Linked DNA regions of Homo sapiens: region 2 is linked to region 1. The links are chromatin loops, found by intact Hi-C in ENCODE. Cell type or tissue: gastrocnemius medialis. All regions are shown on one strand.

What was found. Peaks named below come from ENCODE experiments on the same cell type or tissue, not always from the same donor. Only the 100,000 strongest peaks of a DNase experiment are listed, where the experiment ranks them.
Region 2: it touches region 1 in a loop (7-fold over the local background); 7 of 110 quality-filtered maps call a loop at or near these places.

The regions. Positions count from the first base shown.
Region 1 is chr21:16,417,408-16,422,407 of GRCh38, reverse strand. All of the region lies in intron 5 of MIR99AHG (mir-99a-let-7c cluster host gene), which reads right to left. Among named protein-coding and RNA genes, the nearest start is that of MIR99A, 120 kb to the left of the region's middle. In gastrocnemius medialis, no CTCF peak of the experiment used is centred here; DNase peaks (open chromatin) are centred at 2,137 and 3,097; H3K4me3 peaks cover 4,478 bases; H3K27ac peaks cover 5,000 bases.
Region 2 is chr21:16,306,321-16,311,320 of GRCh38, reverse strand. All of the region lies in intron 4 of MIR99AHG (mir-99a-let-7c cluster host gene), which reads right to left. Among named protein-coding and RNA genes, the nearest start is that of SNORD74B, 24 kb to the right of the region's middle. RefSeq lists an enhancer at 840-2,480. In gastrocnemius medialis, no CTCF peak of the experiment used is centred here; no DNase peak of the experiment used is centred here; H3K4me3 peaks cover 4,222 bases; H3K27ac peaks cover 4,193 bases.

The DNA.
Region 1 (5,000 bases):
TATTTTTAAAATGTTAACTCAATGAAGGAAATGTAATCAGTGTTTTGCATTTTTGGTCCTAAGGAAAACTAGCTAATAATTCTGCTAAAAAGCCTAGATTATGGAAATAATTACAACGCATTGCCATAGCAAAAGAAAGCAATTTTTTTAGCTATTTCAGTAAGGAAGATAATTTAAATTGTCCTTAATACTTACTTGTTTCTACCTCAACTAAAAAACATTTGTCAGTAATCGTGTACAAGTAAGTTTCTTCTGAACTCGCAAACTAACACTTCTGTGTACTCCAAAAGTTCTATATTTGATGGCATTTACTTTGCTATGGGCTCTGATTAACAAAGAATACCCTATAATTTTCAGTTAAAACATTTCTTAGTAAATATTAGAAAAATAATCTATCAATTTCAAATGCTAAGTACAACAACTGATTCAAAATAATCAAAAAATAAAAACAGAAGATGTGTGTAAGAGCTAAAATTAAAATTAAAATTGAATTCAAAATTAATTTTTAAGTGAGAATCATGCTCAACAAGAGAAGCTATCTTATTTTTCCTGCACCTGTTTCATGATAATAAATGTGAAAATGTTTGGTTTTTAATCCAAGTTTTGAAATATTTACCTTTATTAACTGCTTTTATATAAATTACAAAGATTACATTAAATAAGAATTCAGCTGTAAACTCACATACAAAGAGACCTTATCTAGGTAAATTTCTATTAATAACAATTTATAACTTCTATGGCTTTTAATGTTGACTAGTATGAAAATTCCAAACACTCCATTCCTCGGTTAAACTAATAGCAAGGTTTTTACAGTATCATAATTTGGTCCACAGCAAAACAAATATAAATTGTATATTTACAAAAAATGACCTGAAGGAAATCAGGAGGCAATTTCTAATCCTAAAATTTACCTAAAATTAATATGATTTTTTCTATCACCAAAATTTGCAATATTCTATACTGTAAAGGGAAGACAAATACAGAATAAACATGCCTATTAAGAAATCTCTTAATTAGGTCACTCTTAAAAAATAATGTATCTGATTCTCATCAATATTTTAAAGAGAAATATGACTGTTTCTAGTAAAATAAAGTTGCACTCTGGATTACTACAGATTAACACACAAGGCATAATAGTATTTACGATAGTGATAATAAAATTTCTTTTAAAAAAACAAAATAGAGCAACTGATATTACACTTTTCTACTTCTAATTATTCTGTAGAGTACCTATGTTTAATGTCTAAAGATATTATTGAAAATGGCTATAGAAAATTTGAGGTGTTAATATTTGATTGCTATAGTATTTCATTGCCACTCGTGAATTTAACTCTTAAAACACTAGAGTATAAAATTGGCTTACAGAACAAAATTCAGTTATAGTAATATCAAAATTAATAACAGTTCCAGAAATTGGATGTTAAGTACCTTTGAGCTTCAAAATTTATTTCATGAAAAATTATCCTTTTATTGCAAAACAGCAATTAAACACAATTACTTAAAAGTTATTCAGCCATGTTTATATACCAAGCATTTCTATTAAAACATTTGTTAGAAATAATATCAAGGTGTTAATACGTTTTTAAAATTATATAGCAAATGCTGACATTTTTAAAAATCCCAAATGCTACCTTTTAACATAGACAAAAACACTATAAAAATGTTAAGCTTAATTGCGCGCACGATGAAACTTCTAGAAAACTCCATTACTTACTGTTCACTGAGTATTACTTACAGAGATTAACAGTTTTAAGAATTCATTTGTTATTTATCCTGTAGTGTTTTGAAAAACCTTTTTTGCACTGTATACTTCTCAATAAGATGATCATACCTACTCTGGTCTGCTGAGAAAAACAAAAAATCAGCAAATCTTCTTTAAGACTGTGCTTGCTCCATCGTATCTTAGGTGGCAACAAGCAAGGAATTCATAATGATAAAAGCAACAACATGAGAAAAAATATTTAATGCTTGTTTCATATTGACTGTATAAAGTCATTTTGACATGCCTATACAACTGGTTGTGGCAGCTTTCAGACATGATTCCTGATTTAAAAAAAAAAAAAAAAAGAAAGAAATTGCTCCAGGTTCTTTAGAGAAAGCTTGCCGCTGGGAAGTTGATTTTGGCCAAGTGCCAAAATCATGTGCAAAGGGGCCTCATTACGGATTCATGGCAGCCTTCAGCACTAACAAAAAATGTGACCCAACAGGCTAAATCAGCGACTAAAATTAAAAAGTAAGAGACAAAGACAACTTACTTAATATTCCTTCCAAAGCAACATTAAACTTTTTTTGGTAATTAAACCCTTATTAGTATAATGCAGTGTTCCTCTGTCCTCAAATGATTGTACAATTACTCTTTAAAACTTGTCAATTTCCCTTCTAAATAACACTTTCTTTCTGTGGCAGTTTACAAAGATTTCGCTATATAATAAAACTCTATATCCACTGTAATGGGTTCAATAGAAGAAAACAAAATCGTAAAAACGCAGACGACAGTATTCCTTTAAGATTTAAACAAACAAACAAAAAATAAGCAAACAATCGTCAGTACATTTTGAACTTCTACAAAAGTGAACATGCACCCTCTAAACTCACATTGGTTGCGATTAAGCAGTCTCACTGCCCAACTTTCCCCCAAAAAAGTAGATTTGATATCGTAGCCTTACCTAGATGTCTTCTGGCTTTTCTGCAGATCAAAAAGTTTCCTCCCTAAGCACACAGATATTCTTTCACAAACCATAAAGGCCCTTTTATGAATCCAGCACTGTAACAGGCTACCTTCCACACCACGTTGAGAGCCCAGTGTACAAGCTCTCAAGATAAAATACGTTGCTAATACACAATTAGTGGGAGAGGTTGTCTACTGGAGAATTTATCTTAACGACAGGAGGAAAAAAATAGAAGCTTTTTTTTTTTTTTAATAGCAAAAAGGGTGCGGTCAGATGTTAGGTTTTGCCTGAGAAAAGGGTTCTACACTGCACTAGTACCTAAACACTAGCAGAAGCTGCCTGGGAAGGGAGCCAATGGAAGGACTTTGTTTGACCCAGCTGCCAATCTCCCCTGAAGCCGTGCGCCAGACTAAACACTCACACTATTTTAACTCAAATCAGGCTACAGCAGCTGTTTGCTTTCCGGCTCTGAGCTCTGCACCCACCATGGCCTGTGCAGTTCACCCGCGAGCTTTGCTAGCTGCCTGGCTGAAATCTGTTCCGGGTTGGGATTTGTCATTGGGGAGCAAATATTAACCCTATTCCTCATGGTAAATCTGGACTGTTTGTTGTTCAGCATTTGGATCTGGTCATTGGGGTAATTTCTGATCTTTTAAAAGAAGACTGATATTTTATATCATGGAGAAAATTTGAGATTTAAAGGTAACAAGGATTCCTACGTTTCTTTGAAATTCTGATGTAAACTCTTCTGATGTGTTCAAATTAACACTAAAATAGCCCTTGTGTGTTCCTACAAAAACAAGGTCCTTAGAGTCCACCTCTAAGAACAAAGATGGTACCCATTCACTCCAACCTAAAGCTCTTCGACTACAGCAAGATGGTAAGTTGGCATCACAGAGTCGGAGAGACTCACATGCTTGCAGGAGTTAGCACTGACTCCTCAATGCTCAGGAAAGTTTCTCCAAAAGCAACACCTAGGCACACAAGAAGTTTGCTTTCCTTGTACGAAAAGGTACCAAGTGACCTAATTTACCGTACCTAAATTTCTAAGCTTATTTAGTTATTAGGCTAAGTGTAAAATTCACATTCTGAATTGTACAACGTTATGCCCACAGGTAGCCTGAAGTTAAAAACAAACTAGAGAGAAGTTAGTTAGGGAATGTACAATTAAAGTAATAATCAAAATGATCTGATTGTAGGGGGGAAAGAGATCCAATAATTAAGATTGATTGCACATGAGATAGGAGCCAAACATTATGTATGTGGCAAAAATAAACCAGTAAGTCATTCAACATGTGGAAGAGAGAAAGAAGCTCAGAGGAGTGTAATAACATGGATCATAACTGAGTTATTTTTACTCCTGACCAAATTCCTTCCTATTGGACAACGATGGTGAGAGAAGCCAGCATGTTTTTCGTTAGAGATTTTAGTTTCTGTTGTTGCATCAGGCAAAAGGATATCTCTTAATGTAAGGCAAATAGACAGAATTTTTGTTTTTGTTTATTAACATAACTAATTTTGATCTAGCTATGATGGTTCACAATGCAGTCAGAAGATGAGCAAAAGTGAAATGTTCCTAAAATACATGAAAGGTGTGTCTTCAATTTTTTTTTTCAGAAAGTTGTTTCCCTTGCTTTAAGAGGAGAGTTTATTTTGTTTCTATTCTTGCCCCAAATGATAGATCTGTTTTCTTATCTTAGAAACTAGAGATCTAAATTACAAAAAATTGTAATTTTATAATAAAACATTATTTCCTCAGATAGGAAGTAGCAAAGATGCCTACAGAGAGGCTGAACTATTAGGCTTTATAGATGCACAAAAACTGAAAGACCCAATAAATTAAAAATATATGTCATGATAATATTGCACAGCAAATAAGGCTAGTATCCTTATTTTGAAAGTGATCGATATGTAAAATCAAAAGATTCCCATTGGATCTGGCTTCATATATAGCAGTGTATAGTTTGATGCTCAGAATTCTTATGGAATCTAATAAAATGCTGGGAAATCATTTCTTTTGTGTCCCCCTTTTTTTCCAATGTAAGAAAATATTCAGCTTGTTTCTCTGAATGGTCTATTACCATCTACAAATCACCCACTATCACATTGTTTTATGTATATATATATATATATATATATATATATCTGCAGTAGCTATAGACTGGCAGTCCTATAGCAACATTTGTTGATCTCAGTAATCACTTCTTTACACTTCTTTTCTGTCTTTTCGTTAGACATCTCATGCACAATAGCAGTTAATTCATATCATGACTGTTACAGGCTGAATTGTCTCCCCCCAAATTCAGATGCTGAAGTCCTTACTCCCAGTAC
Region 2 (5,000 bases), 110 kb after region 1:
CAGTGCTTATACTAGTGTATAGATTATTATACTATAATAGTGACATTCCAATAGCTCACTTTTTTTAGACCTTAAGTTATTCTCACCATGCAAGAATAGAAACTAATGTACCTCAACACATTCAAAGAAACCAAACAATAAGCATATGTTTGCCCATGAACCCAACTCAAATCAAGGCATCTATATGAGAAACATACCAGCAAATATTTCTCTGGTTTCTTAATTGAAAGCGTAAAATTGTTTCTACCATGATCACCAACACTTCATTGCTTTTGCGAAGCTATAAGGATATTTTCCTACAAGGTCAGTATTTGAAATGAATATCTACACACAAAACTATATGGTACCCATTTATATTAAAATACATAAATTCTGAAAAATAAATTTAATGAAAGTTGTTTTCATGCCTTGTCCTTTGAAAGATTCTTTCCTTTTTCACTCCCTAATTTTAACAATATACTTGCAAACAAAAATTGCTCAAAGGATACACTGCATGGAACATCTGTAGTTAATTGTGCATAGTTAGAACATAACCCAATATTAATTCTTCTAATATTGAGTTGTGGTACATTGTCAGAGGAATGTCTTATCCATGTTAATTTTATATATGTGTGCATTTTGTGTGGTTACTATATACTATGGTCTTTCCTTAATAATACAGAATATGTTACATTTCATGCTTGTCAAATTTTTATTCAGATAACATTAGCTGCTAGTGTATCATATTATGAAATTCAACTTTATCTTGCAGAAAAGAAAAAAACATTGATATTAGAATCTATAGACTCATTGATGTATTACACATCGAATAAACTACAAAGGCATGAATTAGAAACAGGACGATTGTCAGAGGCGAATGATTTTGCTGCAGATTTGAATTATCCATAAGCAGATTTCACGAGGCAGAGGCAAGCTCGCGCTATCTTAGAGGAGTAACCACACAACAAGGAAGTTTCTCACCAAACCTTCTACCTCTCCGCATGAGATCTAACAACGGAAATGAACATGAGATCTAAAACACAGAAAATCCTGGGGAGCACATCAAAGAGAATCAGGTCAGAGAGAGAAATTTCACAAGAACACAAATTCTATGTTATGGTCCGCCCAAAAGAGGAAAATATTTTAAAATGATATCCATAATAAAGCTATATTAACAATAAGCTGTATGGTCCTGCCATTGGAGTGGAGGGGTGTCTTGACCCTTGACCTCTGCTCACATAAAAGCCTGAGAAATGAAAATCATGTTTATCATGGTTGTTTGTTTTATACAAATTTACTGTCTTTCTTTAACTGATATAAGAAAAAAAAAAAATCTTTTCTGAAATAGCCCAAGTCTGGTTCTTAACAGTCATGTGACTGTTTTTTCTGCCAGCCATGTGCTCCGTATCATTTTACTCTGAAATAACTATGCGGATTTCAGCTCAACCTGCCTTTGCTTATAATGCATGACATACCCTGTGAGGGAGCCTGAGAACAGACTCCTTTGAAAAGCAAGGTTCTCATAGTTGGCCTGTAACCATGGAAGCAGATGCCGTTTTCTTCTCACCCTGCTTACCTCTTTGCAGCCTCGAGCTGCTCCCTATTGTTAAAAGGGGTACGCCTTGATTTTTCTTCATCATGACCGAACTTGCCTCTTCTTCAAAGGACATGATGCTGCAGGTCATTGGTCTAGACTGTTTGCACGGTCCAGAGAATAGCCTTGATGTAACCCTTGCTCCGTCTGAGCCACACCACCAGCCGTGCATCTGCAGACTGGAGGGGGACATTGGAGATCTGTATTTGAAAAGAAGTCTGTCTGATTTTGCCATTGTGCCTTTTCACTCATCGATCGAATGAATATCGAACCTTCTGTCGTTGCATGTGTGAAATAGATAGCTTAGCAAGCACTTTTGTGCCCAACCTGTGCAGTGGGCCAAAAGGTTTTCCTTTTAGCCTCAAGAATTTTTTCTTCAGACTTTATGAATTTCGTGTTAGCTTAAATTATTTATATGTCTTTATCCAACTGTTACGATGACCGTTTCAGTTACTTCGTCAGCAGTGACTTTCTTTTGGTATTAGAAGGAGCATTTTCTTTTCTGTCAACTATGTTTGTTTTCCTTTTAAGCTTTTTAAGATCTTCTAGATTAATTCATTTGTAACTAGAGATAGTATAACTTTGACTGTAACCTATGAAGCCAAAAAGTTGAGGTGTTCTTTCAAGGAGATAATGAGATGGTGTCTATCATTTAACAGGTTTATTCCAGAAAGGTGAACTTGAACTGCCTCCAGGTAATTTCAGTGATTTGTAAGAGTAAGTAAATCAAATAATCACATTGATTTTAAATTAAACAAAATTGTCTGATAAGCTCTGTTTCAAGGGAAAGTTTTTCTTTGTTTTTGCCCATTAAAAAATTTGCAAAAATGTTATTCTGGAGCATTAAAATAGACTCAAAAGCACATAAATTCATTATGATCTGTGAAAGGCATATAAAATCATGGCGATTTCATATGTTAAATAAATACTATATATTTATGATATATATCTTATGGCATGATTTAATTAGAAAGTACACAATATAAAAAGATTTTCACATTTCATTTTTAGTACAATTACAATTCACAGCTTGTCATCAATAACTAATGTTGACAATAACTAATAGCAACTATAACACCTGCTCATTCTAAAAAGCATTCTTTTACTGTGTTCTTGTAAAATCAGAATGACTTTAAAATGCCTCCTCTACTAATCTGCAGTATATTGCTTAGCAAGTACTGTCTGTATGTGTCATCAGTTTCTGTTTTGTTTTGTTTCATTTTAAGAACCCACTATTTCATACTTCAACGCATACCTATTTTCTCTAATTGCCACAGGCAAAGGGGAGGTCCCTGACAGAATAAAGAAGGTTATTGTGACAGATGAAACATAATTCACAATGAGTACTCTTTTCATCCAGCTCTAAGTAGCAGAGGATTACTTCCAAGCTGAATTTTGTGGCAGAATGTATGAGCTGATTTTATTAACACATAAGGATAGGGCAAAGGCAGAAAAACTATTTCTCCTCAGCTGGATGGTGGTTATTTTGTGTGTGTCTGTTTGGGGGCTTTATTTTGATCCACCTCAAGCAGAAGATATGCTGGCCAGAAGAGACTCTGAAGACATCGAGGGCATAGGCGGGGAGGGTAGAAAATAAGAAATTTAAAGTAATAAAAGTTGTGGGTTTTCTATACTAGATAATGAGAAATGATGAACTAAATATACAGTATTTCTACATTCTTTGGCATGCACATGAAATAAAGTCATACTTTTTTTCAACAAATACAACAGCTGCAAAAGTAGGTAAATTTTATTTCATAAACTTACCTTTCTTTAGATGATTTTCTTTGTTTTTCATATTTTTAGTTTCAAATGCTTTGTGAGATCTCTAGATGCCGTTTAGTTTTATAAGAGGGCTTAATATTAAACTTGGGTTAAATACGTATATGTTTATTTGAATATTTCACTTGCTTTCAATTGTTTGTTTTGCTTTTAATGACAAGGATTTTATTTGATCTTTATAAAATTTGTATATGCAAATACAAAAAATATTTTCCTTTCTATTTCTTATGAGGTCAAATTTTTAAATTAACTAAAAGAGGGGCAAAAACTTGTACTTGATAAATATCTGTGCATAATAAAAAGAAATCCCAGACTATAACATTTATTGCAATTCATTTGTTTTAAATAGATTTTTACTTACATTAACCATTTGGATTTAGTTATTCTTGAAAATTGTTTGTATTTTCTTCCCTAATACTTTATAGAAATTGTAGTTGAAATAGTTTTCTATCTGTGAAAGGGAAAGTGTACAGTTGTTCTGTCTGCTAGTATGCCTACTGTTACAAGACTTACAACAAAATGCTATTTCCCTATGTTCTTGTCCAGAAAGTTTAAAAAAAAAATCTAAATTCTAAATTGAAGTCTTTCTCAATTTATTGGATCCATTTCATATTTCAAATATTGTAATGAATAATTCAAATGCACTTAATTTAATTAGGTATTCCCTGGAAGGAGGAATAAGACTATAATCTACAACTATTTGTTATTTTTTTCTTAAATACAATAATTTGGTTATTTTGATATACCAATTATACAATTTGAATTAGCTGAAATGATTTCATTAAGTTGGTTTTGTAGCTAAAAGCTAAATTAAATACGTCATAATATTTATCTTGAAGTTTACCACTGTTCACAAATACTTATTACTTCATAAAGATTTACTTCTATTGACTGATTTCTTGGTGAATGAATTGTTAATGTTTAAAAAGTAGTAATTTAAAAATAAGAGTGCTTATTCTATAACTTGCAAAAATATAAAAAATAATATAATTATGATTTTCTATTTGTTGATGAAAGCAGAAATCCTCCTCTGTCCTCCCTACACAAAAAAATAACTGAATTAAACATATGCCTTGCAAATATTTTAGAATATTCTTTCGTTATGTTTTTGCTAACACAACTAAAAGATGATATTTTAACAAAATAAGAATTTCAAAGGAAAAATATAAAGATTTATATAGCGATTACTGTCAGATTGTCTGCAGAGATTTCCTATCTATAGTTTTATGTCTTCCTAATAATTACAGAAGAAAGCCAATTTACCTACTTTGGTATTTGGTAAAATTTTTCACTTCTGTTGTTATTTTATGACTATCCTCTTCATGTAATTTATTTGAAATAGCTGTACAACTTATATTTAGAAAGTATAAATGACTGAAGTGATATTTTTAATTAAACATAGGGGAAAGAAGAAAAGTTTCCGAATGATGATGTTGTTATTGAAATTGTTTAAATGTGTGGTTTATAGTATAGATTTTTAAAATAATAGGTTTTGTTTTGTTCATAGTTAAGTGGAGCATACCAAATGGTTTTATCTAAAAGTAAAATTCATTTGCACTCACTGAATATTATAAAATATTATATAAGAAAATAACTGTACGGCTCTGAGGATAAGACTTTGTTTTGCAATTACATGACAGCTTTT